2 separate regions of the Homo sapiens genome follow, and region 2 is linked to region 1. Evidence: read pairs that join two places in POLR2A ChIA-PET (ENCODE). Cell type or tissue: OCI-LY7. All regions are shown on one strand.

Region 1 (8,000 bases):
TTCTCCTGCCTCAGCCTCCCGAGTAGCTGGGACTACTGGCATGCGCCACCATGCCCAGCTAATTTTTATATTCTTAATAGAGGCGGGGTTTCACTATGTTGGCCAGGCTGGTCTCGAACTCCTGACCTCGTGATCCCCCTGCCTTGGCCTCACAAAGTGCTGGGATTACAGGCGTGAGCTACTGTACCCGGCCTGGGATGGACTCTTTTGTCCATTGTACTCCATGGCTCCTGGATGTGACTTTCTAGGAAGTTCTTCCTTGCCTTTTTAAAATTTTATTTTGAAGAGACAGGGTCTCACTCTGTTGTCCAGGCTGGAGTGCAGTGGCAGGATCATAGCTCACTGCAGCCTGAAAGTCCTAGACTCACGCAATCTGCCTACCTTATCCTCCCAAGTAGCCCCAACTACTACAGGCACACAACTACTACAGGCCTGACTTCTTCCTTGTTGATTATTCTTCATGGCCACATCTGAGATTGGCTTTGGGGATTATGACCTTCTCCTTTGCGAATTATGACCATTCTCCTTGGAGAATGCTCAGGTGTCACCAAGCCACTTCCTACTGGTGAAAACAAGGGAGCCTAAAGTTATTTTAAGTCTCAACTAGTCAGACTGTGTATGTATGTGCACTAAAATGTATCTAACAAAATTACCATCTTAACTTTTTAAGTGTTAGTTCTGTAGCATTAAGTACATTCACATTGTTGTGCAACTAACACCACTACCTATCTCCATAACTTTTTTTTTTTTTGAGACGGAGTCCTGCTCTGTCGCCCAGGCTGCAGTGGAGTAACACGATCTTGGCTCACTGCAACCTCCGCTTCCTGGGTTCAAGCGATTCTCCTGCCTCTGCTTCCCGAGTAGCTGGGACTACAGGTGCCCACCACCACACTCAGCTAATTTTTTGTATTTTTAGTAGAGACAGGGTTTTGCCACGCTGGCCAGGCTGGTCTTGAACTCCTGACCTCAAGTGATCCACCCACCTTGGCCTCACAAAGTGCTGGGATTACAGACATCAGCCACCATGCCCAGCCCAGAACTTTTTTATCTTCCCAAACTGAAACTGTACCCATTAAACAATAACTTCACATTCCCCCTGCTCTCCAACCCCTGGCAACTGCCATTCTATTTTCTGTCTCTATAAACTTGACTACTCTTGGTACCTCATATAAGTGGCATCATAAAATATTTGTCCTTTTGTGTCTGGCTTATTTCAATTAGCATAAGGTCTTCAGGGTTCATCCATATTGTAGCTTGCATCAGAATTTCTTTCTTTTTTTTTTTTTTTTTTTTTGAGACGGAGTCTCGCTCTGTCGCCCAGACTGGAGTGCACTGGCGCGATCTCGGCTCACTGCAAGCTCCACCTCCCGGGTTCATGTCATTCTCCTGCCTCACCCTCCTGAGTAGCTGGGACTACAGGTGCCTGCCACCACGCCTGGCTAATTTTTTTTTTTTTTTTGTATTTTTAGTAGAGATGGGGTTTCACTGTGTTAGCCAGGATGGTCTCGATCTCCTGACCTCGTGATCCGCCCACCTCAGCCTGCCAAAGTGCTGGGATTATAGGTGTGAGCCACCGAGCCCGGCCACCAGAATTTCTTTTTAAGGCTGCATATATTCCATTGTAGTACATCTTGTTTATCCATTCATCTGTCAATGGTCATTTGGATAGCTTCTGCCTTGTGGCTATAATGAATAGTGCTGTTATGAATATTTTATATAACAGATATAAAAATATCTGTTCAAATCTCTGCTTTCAGTTCTTTTGTGTATACAGCCAGAAGTAGAATTGCTGGATTATATGGTAGTTCCATGTTTGCTTTTTTGAAGAATGGCCATACTGTTTTTCTACAGCAGTTGCGCATTTTACATTCCCACCAGCAATGCAAAAGGGTCCCAATTTCTGTATATCCTCACCAACATTTGTTATTTTCTGTTTTTTAATTCTAGCCACCTTGGTGTGTGTAAAGTGGTATTTTGATTTAAATTTTCCTGATGATTAGTGGTATTGAGTATCATTTCATGTGCTTATTGGCTACTTGTATGTCTTTGGAGAAATATCTATTCCTAACCTTACCTGTTTTGGGGTTTTGTTTTTTTTTATTGTTGTTGAGTTGTTGGAGTTCTTTATATATTTTAGGTATTAATCCCTTATCTGATACATGATTTGCAAAATTTTCTCCTATTCTGTGAGTTGCCTTTTCAAAATCATTGCCAAATCTGATGTCATGCAGTTTTCTCCTTATGTTTTCTTCTAAGAGTTTTATAGTTTTTGCTTTTTTTTTTTTTTGTTTTTGAGACAGGGTCTCATGCTGTCACCCAGGTTGGAGTGCAGTGGTGTGATCACAGCTCACTGCAGCCTCAACCTCCCAGGCTCAAGCAATCCTTCTACTTCAGCCCCCTAATTAGCTGGAACTACAGGCACATGCCACCACTGCACCTGGCCATGCAGGCCACACTCTTAACCTGGTATTTACCTTAGAAAGATTGCATCCTTAGGCCAGGCACAGTGGCTCATGCCTGTAATCCCAGCATTTTGGGAGGTCAATGCAGGCTGATCACTTGAGTCCAGGAATTTGAGACCAGCCTGGGCCACATGGCAAAACCCCATTTCTACTAAAAACACAAAAATTAGCTGGGTGTGATGGCACGTGCCTGTAATCCCAGTTATTTGGGAGGCTGAGGCATGAAAATCACTTGAACCCAGGAGGCAGAGGTTGCAGTGAACTGAGATTGCGCCACTGCACTCCAGCCTGGGCAACAGAGCCAGACAGTGGTTTTTAAAAAAAAAAAAAAAAGATTGCATATTTAAATTCATGTTGTTCAAGACCTTTTCTATTTATTTATTTATTTTTTTTTTTTGAGCCAGGGTCTCACTCTGTTGCCCAGGCTGGAGTGCAGTGGTACAGTCACAGCTCACTGCAGCCTCCACCTCCCTGGGCTCAGGTGATCTTCTTGCCTCAGCCTCCCAAGTAGCTAGGAGTATAGGTATGCTCCAACATGCCTGGCTAATTTTTATTTTTGATTTTTTTTGTAGAGACAGGACTTCTCTATGTTGCCCAGGCTGGTCTTGAACTCCTGGGCTCAAGTGATCTTCTGCCTCGGCTTTCTAAAGTGCTGGGATTACAGGCAGGAGCCACCGCGCCCTGCCCTAAAACCTTTTCTATCTTACTTTGTACTATTTGTTGTCCAGAAGCAGTCAGCTTTTCCAACCCTGAAAGACCTATGATCTTTGTTCTTTCTCTATTTTCTATTTCTGTTGAAATCCAGCATATTCTCACCTAAACTCACCTCTTTCTTGGAATACTTTATAAAGACAACAGTGCTAGGGCCGGGCGCGGTGGCTCACGCCTGTAATCCCAGCACTTTAGGAGGCCGAGGCGGGCGGATCACAAGATCAGGAGTTCGAGAACAACCTGGCCAATATGGTGAAACCCCGTCTGTACTAAAAATACAAAAATTAGCTGGGCGTGGTGGCGGACGCCTGTAGTCCCAGCCACTCGGGAGGCTGAGGCAGGAGAATTGCTTGAGCCCAGGAGGCGGAGGTTGAAGTGAGCCGAGATCGGGCCGCTGCATTCCAGCCTGGGAGACAGAGCCAGACTCTGTCTCAAAAAAAAAAAAAAAAAAAAAAAAAAAAAAAAAAAAAACAGTGCTAGTTATTAAGTTACTGTCTCTCAGCTCCAAACCCACCCACATATTCGTTACAATGAGATACTGGAGCTGGGGCTCTGAAAATCACGTTTTTGCTTGGGTAGGCTCTGTGTTTGGCTTTCCCAATAAGGGCCACCAGAGGGAGACAGTGAAGCCAGAGGAAGAAGAAGGGACACTTTTTTTTTTGAGATGGAGTTTCCCTCCCGTCACCCAGGCTGGAATGCAGTGGCACAATCTCGGCTCACTGCAACCCTCTGCCTCCTGGATTCAAGTGATTCTCCTGCCTCAGCCTCCCGAGTAGATGGGACTACAGGCGCCCGCCACCACGCCCGGTTAATTTTTGTATTTTTGGTAGAGACAGGGTTTCGCCATGTTGGCCAGGCTGGTCTCGAACTTCTGATCTCAGGTGATCTGCCTGCCTCGGCCTCCCAAAGTGCTGGGACTACAGGTGTGAGCCACCGCGCCCAGCTGGGACTCTTCTTTTTGCTTCCTATTCCTGTAAGGGTCACTCTGGCAACACTCCTTTACCCAGACAGTAGCAGGTCCTTCTTGTAGCAGCTGCTGAATCCACTTTGTAGTTTTTCCCAACAATTGCCAAACCAGTTCCATTGTGTTCCACTCAGAGACACCAGCACCAGCTGGGTAGTATCCTGTCTTCAGAGGTCTGAGTTCTTCAAGCTCAAAGACTAGATGGAGCATCAGACTTAGAGGTCCGAGTTTCAGCTCTGCAGAGGCCCTCCTCTAAGGTTTTAACTTTGAGTAATTCCAAACTCTTGCCTTTGTACTCTTAGCCCGAGGAGTTACAGATGCTTCTTGCTGTCTATTGCTGCCTCCATGATATCTTAGTTTTCTTTTTACCCTTAGAGTTATCTAGTTAACAATTTATTCCTAGTTAACTATTCTAACCATTCTTTATATTAAATTCTCTCTGTCAGTGACTGATGTGGTTTCTCTCTCATTGCCTGGACCCTGACTGATACAGAAATTGGTACTAGGAGTGGCCCCAGGAAAAAGACCCCAAAAGATGGGATTAGGAAATCAGCTTGGCTGTGTCATTGGGTTTGAATGTGCTGAGCTCCTTGCCAATGAGAATGTGATCCATAGCATGCTGTGGCCTCATAATTAATGAAATCATCGCCTGTGGTTATTTGTGATGAAGTGCCAACCAAAGGAAGTGTCTCGGGGGCCCAAATGGTGGTTGCACTAACTGTTATGGCAGTGATAATGACTATAGGGACTATGATATGGGACCGATTCTTCCAGTTGCATCATGGGCCTTGCAGGAAAAAAAAAAAAAATTACCAGCTCAGGTCTTTAAACTCTCAGCTGAACTCGTGGTCAGAGAACTGTAGGGCTTCTCTAATAGCCATAAAATAATCTCTTATTTCCTGTAGCCACCAGACTGATTTGCTACAAATAAAACATGAAAATTGTGCATATTGCAGAATTCCATCAGCTGAATTCAGTTTAACTAAGTCTTTCCTGTGATTCAGGAGTAGGACCCTGAAACTTGGAATAAGGACATCTGATTTGACTCAGACAAATGTGAAAATCTTAGATTTATCCTTCTCTTTGAGCTTCTTTTGCTAGTAGAAGCATCTTGTTGACTTGTGTCTCAGGAAACCTGGCTTCCCTTGCTTGAAAAATCTTGTAATAACTTCTGGGGCAGGATATATACCTTGCAAAGATATGCCATTCTCCCCAAGATCCACCCAAGCCACCCCTTGTTGCCACCAGACCCACAACTAGGATGCAATCTCAGCATTCTCCAAGGAGGCAAGTAGAAAATCTGACTCAGAAGGAAATAACTTACACATCACAATCATTTCAAGATTTTGCTGACATATAGACAGAAATCTGGGGAATACACATGGGAGTGGATTCTTAGAATGTTAGACCTATAAGGATGAAATATAACACAGGACTGAGCCAAATGTATTGATGTGTATGCACTTGTCAGAGATTCTGAATTTAAAGTGTTACTTCACATAGCTGCAAGTGGCTCTAATGGCTTACTTGGTTGGTTGACTGAAAATCTGACTTAATGTTATTTCTGTTATTTTATTTTATTTATGTATTTATTTTTGAGATAGGGTCTTGCTTTGATGCCCGGGCTGGTACAATTTCAGCTCACTGCAGCCTCGACTTCCCAGGCTCAAGCAAGCCTCCTGCCTCAGCCTTCTGAGTAGTTGAGACTACAGGCGTGTGCCACCACGCCCAGCTAATTTTTTTTTTTTTTTTTTTGGATGTAGTTTCACTCTTGTCGCCCAGGCTGGAGTGCAATGGCGCAATCTCAGCTCACTGCAACCTCCACCTCCCAGGTTTAAGCAATTCTCCTGCCTCAGACTCCCAAGTAGCTAGGGTTACAGGCATGCACCGTCACACCTGGCTAATTTTTGTATTATTAGTAGAGACGGGGTTTCACCATGTTGGCCAGGCTGGTCTCAAACTCCTGACCTCTGGTGATCCACCCGCCTTTGCCTCTCAAAGTGCTGGATTACAGGCGTGAGCCACCGCACCCAGCCACGCCCAGCTAATTTTTGTCTTTTCTGTAGAGACGGGATTTTGCCATGTTGCCTGGGCTGGTCTCAAACTCCTGGGCTCAGGCGATCCACCTGCCTCAGCCTCTCAAAGTTCTGGGATTACAAATGTGAGCCACTGTGCCCAGCTAGTACCTATGTTTAATGAGGCTAAGATGGGGAGAATTCACTGGAGAGGACAAAATTCAAAGGACCAGAGAGAAAAGAATGTTGTAATAAATTTATCTATGTGAACTTTGTGTCCTCTCTGTCTCCCAAGAGGGCCCAGAGGACACTCTGTTCACCCCAGCATTGAGAAATGTATTGGTGAGGGGAGCATCTGCATTCTCAGAAAGCTCTGTGGGGACTCTCCTCTGTGATTCAAGAATGATAGTTGGAAATTCTGCCATTGAGATGGGCTCCCTAGTTTCAGTGGAGACGAGAGGATCTCAGAGTATCAGAGGCCAAGTAGTAGTGCTTAACCGACAAAGACAAGGTAGATGCATTTGCCATCAAGAGCAGTAGAGTCTTTGTGAGAATCTAGTGGCTAGAAATAAGATTTGAATCACCAACAATGGGGAAGCATGGCCTCTTATCCAGTTTTTAGACCTAAGTCAGTTAACAGACCTAGAGCCCCTTGATTGAAAGGGAGGCCAAGTCCCCTTAAGAAAGGACCCAGCAACACTGCCGAAATATATATGGTAAATTTTCCCTCAAATTTTCTTCATAACATCTATAACCCTTTTCTAGAGCAACTGTGCGGTGGGGAAAAGGAAACATCCAGACCTTTAGGGGATTACTAAATATTGGCTCTGAACTGATGCTAATTCCTGGGGACCCAAAATGCCACTGTGGCCTACCAGTTAAAGTAGGGGCTCTTGGTGGCCTCTTTGGACATATCTTGGGGTTATCTCCCAAGTTTCTGAATTTATAAGTGGAATTGACATATTTAACAACTAACATGGGTTCAGTTGGCTCTCTGACCCATAGAGTAAGGGCCCTTATGGTGGGAAAGGCCAAGTAGATGCCTCTGGGCCTTCCCCCTCTCTGTGAAGACAGCAAACTAGAAGTAAACTGCATACCTGGGTGTTGTGAATTGAACTGTGACCACCCTCCACACCCCCTACAAATCCATATGTTGAAGCCCTAAGCCTCCAATGTGACTGTATCTAGAGATAGGGCCTACCCTAATCCGATAGGACTTGGGTCTTTCTAAAAAGAGAAAGAGGCCGGGCGCGGTGCCTCACCCCTGTAATCACAGCCCTTTGAGAGGCCGAGGTGGGTGGATCACTTGAGGTCAGGAGTTCAAGACCAGCCTGACCAACATGGTGAAATCCCGTCTCTACTAAAAAAATATAAAATTAAGGCCGGGCGCGGTGGCTCACACCTGTAATCCCAGCACTTTGGGAGGCCAAGGCGGGCAGATCATGAGGTCAGCAGATCGAGACCATCCTGGCTAACAGGGTGAAACCCCATCTCTATTAAAAATACAAAAAAATAGCCGGGCATGGTGGCATGCGCCTGTAGTCCCAACTACTCGGGAGGCTGAGGCAGGAGAATCGCTTGAACCCAGGAGGCAGAGGTTGCAGTGAACCAAGATCGCGCCACTGCACTCCAGCCTGGGCAACAGAGCAAGTCTCCGTCTCAAAAAAAAAAAATTATATATATATAATATATATATATAAATAGCCGGGCATGGTGGCACATGCGTGTAATCCCAGCTACTTGGGAGGCTGAGGCAGGAGAATCACTTGAACCCAGGAGGCAAAGGTTGCAGTGAGCTGAGATTGCATCATTGCACTCCAGCTTGGGCAACAAGAGCGAAACTCTGTC
Region 2 (8,000 bases), 270 kb before region 1:
TTCTGTGATTCCAAGTGGGACCAGTCCTGGGCACCTGCTCATCCATCTGTTGTCCCAGCCACCAGTGTCCCTAATGCCCACTTCTGGGCTTAATACACCAGGGGGCGCTCAACCTGTGGTCCGGACCTCATCACTTTGTGCAGTGGAATGAGCTGGCAATGGGCCACTTTATCCTAATCAGACATTCGGTGCACCCTGTTGTTCACAGGAGGGCCTAAAATGAAGTCAATATCCCCCACCTTCGAGAAGCTTCCAATCTTTGGGCAGAGGGTAGAGACAGGAAAGCCATGTGGTAGGCGCTATGATGGGGCAAGAGCACAGCTGTGGGCACATAGAACCTCTGCTCTGTGCTAGGCCCATGTTGGGCAGAGACGTATACCACCACCTTCCAGGTGCCCACATTTCTCTCCGTAGCATGACGAGATGAGCACGTCCCCGGGAACCCAGCTGATGGCATCTGAGTTCAGGGCTGAGTGTGGACCAGAGACATGGTCATTGCCGTGCATGGCCGAGGAAGAAGAGTTGGGGTGGGCTCTAGGGCACAGGCCATGTTCCCTGCGGAACTGGCATTTGGCTGGGACTCAAAAGGCAGGATTTGGGCAGCTGGAGAAAGAATTGGGCCTTCCAGGTGGCAAAGAGGCAGGGAAGAGAGTCAGGGATTCTGAGTTCAGAATCCTGCACCTATTTTTTATTTGCCTTGTAACCTTGGGCAAGTCATTTGCCTTGCTGAGGCTCGGGTTCTTTCCTGAAAAATGAAAGGAGAATAAAGCCTATTTCTCAGGGCTACCTGGAAAAGAGAATGTGGTACATATAAATTAAAGTATCTAACAGGGCTTGTGGCACAATGTTGCTGTTTAATGCTTGTTTATTTTATTCATTTCAGGCAGAAAGCGGGATTTGGGATTTGGGATTTGGCTTTTAGCAGCAATAGTGTGGATAGCCATCCAGGGTGAGAACTCTCTGGATCCCCTCAGCACCTAGGTGCACGTGGTACCCTAAGGCACACCGGGGCTCCATTTGCCCTCCCTCCCTTCTGGGAGTGGACTGGGCATCCCAGGCCCCCTCCCCCAGCTATCTCCGGAGCTGGACCCCTTTGAAGCGCCTGCAGGTCTATTTTGAGAGCTGAGCGTCTCCCCTCCCCTCCTCTCTTCCTGTTTATGAAACCCTGATCCCTCCCGGATCCCTCATGCTCCCCTGGCCAGAGCTTAGGCAGGATGTGACTGTGGACTTCAGGGAGCCTTGGGCAGCCTCAGGTGTTGGGAGGAACTTCCCTTGGCCTGGTCAGAGAAGGCCAGCCACCCTCCTAGTACCTGGGGCCCTGTGGCTGGGCTCTGTCCCTTCAGCCTGCCCAGGGGAGACCCCACAGCAGTAAGACTAAGTAAACCTGGGAGAAGTTCTGTTTCCAACATCCCCTTGTCTCTGTGGCCCATTTTGCTTCTAGAAACAATCTGAGAGTGGAGCATATTGTTCTAACCTTCATTTTACAGAGGAGGAAACCGAGGTTCAGACAGGGAAACAGATTTGCCCGGGAGCACCCAGCTAGTGAGTGGCCAGCTCTTCCTGACTTCCCACTCTACCCTCCTGGCCTTAAGCCCCTTGGTCACACAGGTCTTTCTCTACCTGGAGTGTCTTTTTTTCCTCCTTTCTGCCTGGCCAACATTTGTTCATCCTCAGGACCCAGCTGGGCTGCCCCTCTCTGGAAGGTCTTTCTTGACTTCATGCACTGGCAAATAGTCACCACCTCTGGGCACCCACAACACCTTGATTATGGCTGTCTCAGGATAGTTGTGGTTTTTTGGTTTTGTTTTTGTTTTGAGGCAGGGCCTCCCTCTGTTGCCCAGGCTGGAGTGCAGTGGTACAACCACAGCTCACTGTAGCCTTGACCTCCTAGGCTCAAGTGATCCTCCTACCTCAGCTACCGGAGTAGCTGGGACTACAGGCGCACGCCACTATGCCCAGCCAGGAGTTCAACACAAGCCTGGGCAACACAGGGAGACCCATCCTCTACAAAAAACAAAATTTTTTTTTGAGATGGAGTTTCACTTTTGTTGCCCAGGCTGGAGTGCAATGGCACGATCTTGGCTCACCACAACCTCCGCCTCCTAGGTTCAAGCGATTCTCCTGCCTCAGCCTCCGTAGTAGCTGGGATTGCAGGCATATGCCACTATGCCCGGCTAATTTCATATTTTTAGTAGAGACGGGGTTTCTCCATGTTGGTCAGGCTGGTCTCGAACTCCCGACCTCAGGTGATCCGCCCACCTCGGTCTCCCAAAGTGCTGGGATTACAGGCATGAGCCACCGCGCCCGGCCCTCTACAAAAAATTTTTTAAAAATTAGCCAGATGTGGTGGTACGCACTTGTCCTCCCAGCTTACTCCATAGGCTGAGGTGGGAGGATCGCTTGAGCCCAAGAGGCTGCAGTGAACCATGATTATGCCACTGCACTCCAGCCTGGGCAACAGAGTGAGACTCTGTCTCAAAAAAAAAAAAAAAATGCCGGACACAGTGCCTCACACCTGTAATCCCAGCACTTTGGGAGGCCGAGGCGGGCAGATCGCCTGAGCTCAGGAGTTTGAGACCACCCTGGGCAACATGATGAAACCCTGTCGCTACTAAAATACAAAAAATTAGCCAGGCATTGTGGAGTGTGCCTGTAGTCCCAGCTACTCGGGAGGCTGAGGTACGAGAATCACTTAAGCCCAGGAGACGGAGGTTGCAGTGAGCTGAGATCTCACCACTGCACTCCAGCCTGGGCAGCAGAGTGAGACTCCCTCTCAAAGAAAAAAAAGGCTGTGTGCGTGCAGCAACTGCTCAATCAGTAGGAGGCACACTTACCATCATCTCTCCATGCCAGTCCTGACCTAGTGTTGGAGGCCAGCTCCCCCTCAAGGCTGCCAGGGAGCTGTGGACCCCTCCTCACCTGCCTGGAGGCACGCTGGGAGATGTGTCTGAGGACATCTGTCCCACTGAGGGAGGGGGTAGCGCCTGGAAGGGCCCTGCAAATGCTGCCAGCTGGGGAAGGGGCTTTTGGTGTCCGTTAGGGCCAGGATTGGCAGGTGGGCTTGGCTACAGCTGGCAGGGTGGGAACCCTAGAGACCACGGATCAGGCCTGGGGGCTCTGGGCTTCTCTTCCAGCTGCCCTGTAGGAGGAAGTAAATAAAGAGGAAGTCCCTATGCGGGGGATGGGGCAGGGACCAAGGGATGTGGGCTGGTGGCTGTCCTCCCCCCGCCCGCCACCAGAGGCCTCAGGGCCCACACAGCCTTCAGCAAAGGCAGTTCTGAGACTGTTTCCTTCCTGTTGCCCCTTCTGGTACCCTGCTGGCCACAGAGGCTCGTGTGGACTAGGCCCCTTGGTTTATCTCAGCCCGTATCTGGAGAGTCTCCTCCCACAAAGTAGCTACCTCTCTACCTTCTTTGCATCTGAGGGACCAGGGGTTGGTAGGGAGGGTGAGCTTTGGGGCTTCCGAGAGCTGCCCCAGCCTCCAAACCCCTGTCTGAGGAAGCTGGAGAGCAATGAGAGGCTTGGCTGAGGGAGGCATCTTTCACAATCTCCCGGCAGCCATCCACCCGCAGAGACTCTGCAAGGACAGGGAAGGGGAAGTCCGTGTGTGCGTGGGGGCATGTGTTTCTGCATAGGGGTTGTCTGCGGACAGGGTTTCCGATCATCGGCCTGAGTGTGTGTGTGTGCATGTCAGTGCCTGTGCTGTGCTGGTATGAGTGATGAAATGAGGCCACGTAGAAAGGGGCTGGGCCTGGTCAACCCCTGCCCCATAGCTGCCTGCTCCTCCTCTCAGACCTCTGTGAGGTCCTTGGTCAGGCTTTCTGCCCGCCTTACCCATCCTGGGGCTTGGGACTGGCAGCCTTCTTCGGGGCAGCTGAGCAGGGCAGGACCGGAGGGGGGCCACTGGTGCCTGCTTTCTGGGCTGCCATTGTGGGTGGGCATAGCCATGGGAAGGATGCTATGGAGGGGTGGGACACAGTATCTAAGCTCTGGACTGGACAGTCGGACAGTGGCCTTTGCTGACTTTTGCCCCACATTCTCTCAGGTCCTCCCCTCACGTGGATGTTTGCGGGTGCTGATATGCCCACTGTGACACTGCGTTATCGCCTTGTGACTTTTGTCTCTGCTCTTGTCTCTCCTCCTTAGAGTCAGAGGACATAGGGAGAGGTGTGCCCCTGGGCCTTCCCTGGGGTCATGGGCTTGGGGTCTGCAGTGTCCCCTCCTCTATAGAGGAGCCTGACCCATCATCTGCCCCTCCTCCCTGCAGAGGGGGAAGTGAGAAGGAGGGGGGCCAGAGACCCTGCCTTCTGGGCCAGGAAGGCTAAAAAAAGCAGAAGTAGGAAGAGTAACGGGGCCCTCTGGTCACCGGCTTGAGCCCCACCATGCAGACCCCAGCAGATTTCCCCAGGGTTGAGAGAGACTTGGTTCCCTGTCCCAGAAAGGTGAGCAGAAGAGTCGCCTGCCTCCAGCGGTGTCTGTCACCATGACTGGGCAAGGAATGGGTTTGGGGGTGGCTCTGTCCCTTGGGATTTCTGGGTGGTTTCCTGTCTCTGTCCCCAGGGAGTGCTCTCAGTCAGAGGCAGACAGGTGAGGTGGAGGTTCAGATCTCAGGGTGGGGTGTGCAGGTATTGCCATGTGGGCTTGGCCCCCTCTTAGTCCCTCTTTGAGCCAGGCTTTCTGCCTGTCCCGCCAGGAGGTTACACTCAGGGGTCTGATTTGACTGCAGTTTTGTGGTGTTTTTGTGGGGCTGTTCCACCCACTCCTCCATCTGTCAGGAAGGGTTAGGTATCTTCCCCTGAAGATAAGATTGTGTCTCCGAGGGCCAGGACCTACAGTGGGAGGTCACAGACGGACCCTAGTACTGAAGGAGAAGGGGTTTTAGGCAGATGTGGGTGGGCAGGACGTGGCTCTGGCTGATTGACCTGCCCACACTTTCCTGGCATTTGATGCCTGCTGACCCCAGGCCAGGCAGTAAGCAGGGAGGCGCCTGGGTCCAAGCTACCTCTGCCACTGTTTGCTTTGAGCCTTGGTGAGTCACTGTCTTCTGGGCCTCAGTTTCCTATTCCTGGAATGAGGATAACAGTTTTTAGGATATGATCAGAGTCAAAGACATCAGATTGCACTCAGGAGATAGTCCTCTCAGCTACTGTCTGGGTCCCCCTCAGGTCTTGGCATAGGAGGAAAATCCTAGGGAAATGGGAGATCTCAGAGGTGGGTCTGCAAGAAATACGAGAGTCCTCTCCTGAGTGGTGGGAGTTTGCAGATTGTCTCCCCTCATCTCTTTCCCCACCCCAGGTACAGCAGCAAGAACCCACAGCTCTGCCCTTAACCCCTTCCTGGGGATCCCTGCCCTGCTGCCTGCCCGTGTGTCTGCCAGGTGTCAGACCTATCTGCCCTAGGTATTGTCAGTCTGCTTGGGGCTCGCTGACTCTCCCGCTGTCTCTCTTTGCTGCCTACCTCTGTCTGTGGTTGGGTTCCAATCTCTGTCTCCACTTGATAAGTGCCTGACTTCACCTTTTGGGTACATGTCACATGTTAGGTGCCTGTTGTTCATGTCCCCTTCTGTCTCTGCCTGTTGGGTTTATGTCTTCATCTGTCTCTGCCTGTTGGATACCTGTCCCCTTCTGTCTTTGCCTGTTGGGTTTGTGTCACCATCTGTCTCTGCCTTTTGGATACATGTCCCCTTCTGTCATTGCCTGTTGGTTTTTTTTTTGAAACGGAGTCTCACTTTGTCGCCCAGGCTGGAGTGCGGTGGTGCGATCTTGGCTCACTGCAGCCTCCCCCTCCCAGGTTCAAGCCATTCTCCTGCCTCAGCTTCCCAAGTATCTGGGATTACAGGTGCCCACCACCACGCCCAGCTAATTTTTTGTATTTTTAGTAGAGACGGGGTTTCACCGTGTTAGCCAGGATGGTCTCGATCTCCTAACCTCGTGATCCACCTGCCTCGGCCTCCCAAAGTGCTGGGATTACAGGCGTGAGCCACCACGCCCAGCCTGCCTGTTGGGTTTATGTCCCCTTCTGTCATTGCCTGTTGGGTTGGTATTCTCTTCTGTCTCTGCCTATTGGAGATGTGTTCCTCCTGCCTTTGCCTGTTGGGTACATGTCCCCATCTGTCTTTACCTATTGGGTATATGTCCCCATCTGTCTCTGGCTGTTGGGCTTGTGTCCCTATCTGCCTACACACATTGGGGATGAGTCTCTGTCCACCTCTGTCTGTTAGATATGAGTCCCCTCCTGCTTCCCCTTGTCAGGTACGTGTCTCCATCTGTTTTCTATTGGATATGAATTCCTCCTGCCTCTGCCTGTTGGGTGCGTGTCCTTATCCTCCATCCCTGCCTGTTGGGTATGTGTTCTCTCCTGCCCCTGCCTGTTGGATGCCATTCTTTCTTTTTCTTTTTCTTTTTTTTTGAGATGGAGTCTTGCTCTGCCACCCAGGCTGGAGTGCAGTGGCGCTATCTCGGCTCACTGCAAGCTCCGCCTTCCAGGTTCATGCCATTCTCCTGCCTCAGCTCCCGAATAGCTGGGACTACAGGAGCTGACCACCACGCCTGGCCAATTTTTTTTTTTTTTGTATTTTTAGTAGAGACAGGGTTTCATCATGTTAACCAGGATCGTCTCGATCTCCTGACCTCATGATCCGCCCGCCTCAGCCTCCCAAAGTGCTGGGATTACAGGCATGATGGATGCCATTCTTACCTGTTTCCACCTGTTGGGTGCCTGCTTCTGCCTGTTGGGTGTCTCTCTTCGTCTGCCTCCACATATCAGGCACCTGTCTTTGTCTGTTGGGTACCTGTTTGCTATTGGGTACCTCTCTGCTGTTGGGTACCAGTCTGCTCAGCAGCTGCATTGGCAGGGGACTTTCCCTTTGTAGGCCCACAGGGAGGATGGGGGAACGGCCAGAGGGCAGCCCTCAGGCTCTGAGGAGAGGGGGAGAGAGAGGAAGGGAACGTGGTGAGGGTGTAGGCCTGGTGCTGGGAAACCACAGGCCCTGAGTGATTGGCTGCCCTGGGCCAGGCCCAGCCCCCGCCCTTACCCTGCACATCCGCCTTGGTCCCGGCCACCACTGCGGCAGCCCCGGACTCTGCCTGCTCCTGCCATGGTGCCGTGGCCCTGCTGGGCGGATGGAGCAGGATCCCAAGCCGCCCCGTCTGCGGCTCTGGGCCCTGATCCCCTGGCTTCCCAGGAAGCAGCGGCCCAGGATCAGCCAGACCTCTCTGCCTGTCCCTGGCCCTGGCTCTGGCCCCCAGCGGGACTCGGTGAGTGTGCCCGAATGTCTGGTCCTGACCTGGCTGTGTCCCTTGCAGCAGGTGCCTGGGAAGCCAGCTTAACATAAGCTGGCTTTGGGCTGTCCTGGCCCAGGCCTGGCCCTGCAGGGTGACTGGACCCTGCCCAGACTTGCTTCCTGGGGAAGTGAGGAGGCACTTCAGGGCTTCAAGGCAATGGCAGCAGATTGGAGGGAGGGTAGAGTCCTGGAAAGGCTAGGACCTGGCAAGGGGCTTCCAGTAGGTTTGTATGAGGGAAGTTTGGGAAGTTGAGCCATGCAGTCTTTGGCCTTAACTCTGACCTGCCCCAGGCCAGCACTTACCTAGTTGATGGGGGAGTTTGGGTGACTCTTGGGTCTTTGTGCACGTCAGCCCTGTCCTGCTGACCAGAGGGATCCCCTCATCCCATCCTGACCAGGAACGAAGGCCCAGCTCTACCTCCCCATATGAGAACAAGCCTACTTCCTATTGTGGCAACACTAAAACAACAGGGGGAGGGAAGCCCCACGGGCGGACCTGGGGCAGGTCTCTGGGTCTCAGCCAGAGCCTGGGGTTGACTCAGCCTGGCCATGCCTGGGCATCCCTTTGGGCCTAACCAGGCCAGAGCATCGTGAGCAATAGGAGCGGTGCCTGTTCTGGTTTGACCTCCCCAGACTTTGAGGCTCTTTTGAAATCGATGACCCTGGAGGCTAGCCCTTCAGGGAAGTCGTCTATTGGGCCTTTAGGTTCCATCTGCTG

Evidence for each region. Peaks named below come from ENCODE experiments on the same cell type or tissue, not always from the same donor. Only the 100,000 strongest peaks of a DNase experiment are listed, where the experiment ranks them.
Region 2: POLR2A ChIA-PET joins it to region 1 with 7 read pairs; 6 of 35 experiments call an interaction of 5 or more read pairs at or near these places.

Annotation. Positions count from the first base shown.
Region 1 is chr1:26,806,442-26,814,441 of GRCh38, forward strand. No RefSeq gene overlaps it. Among named protein-coding and RNA genes, the nearest start is that of ZDHHC18, 16 kb to the right of the region's middle. In OCI-LY7, a CTCF peak has its summit at 3,780 (motif pointing right); a DNase peak (open chromatin) is centred at 3,790.
Region 2 is chr1:26,538,780-26,546,779 of GRCh38, forward strand. The region is part of intron 2 of RPS6KA1 (ribosomal protein S6 kinase A1); the gene reads left to right. Among named protein-coding and RNA genes, the nearest start is that of MIR1976, 12 kb to the right of the region's middle. RefSeq lists enhancers at 211-390, 2,774-2,823, 2,834-2,883, 3,556-4,200, 6,699-6,868 and 1 more and silencers at 3,264-3,313, 6,939-7,128. In OCI-LY7, CTCF peaks have their summits at 101 (motif pointing right), 305, 3,243 (motif pointing right) and 3,444; DNase peaks (open chromatin) are centred at 112, 3,232, 4,552, 6,982 and 2 weaker places; H3K4me3 peaks cover 5,186 bases; H3K27ac peaks cover 7,703 bases.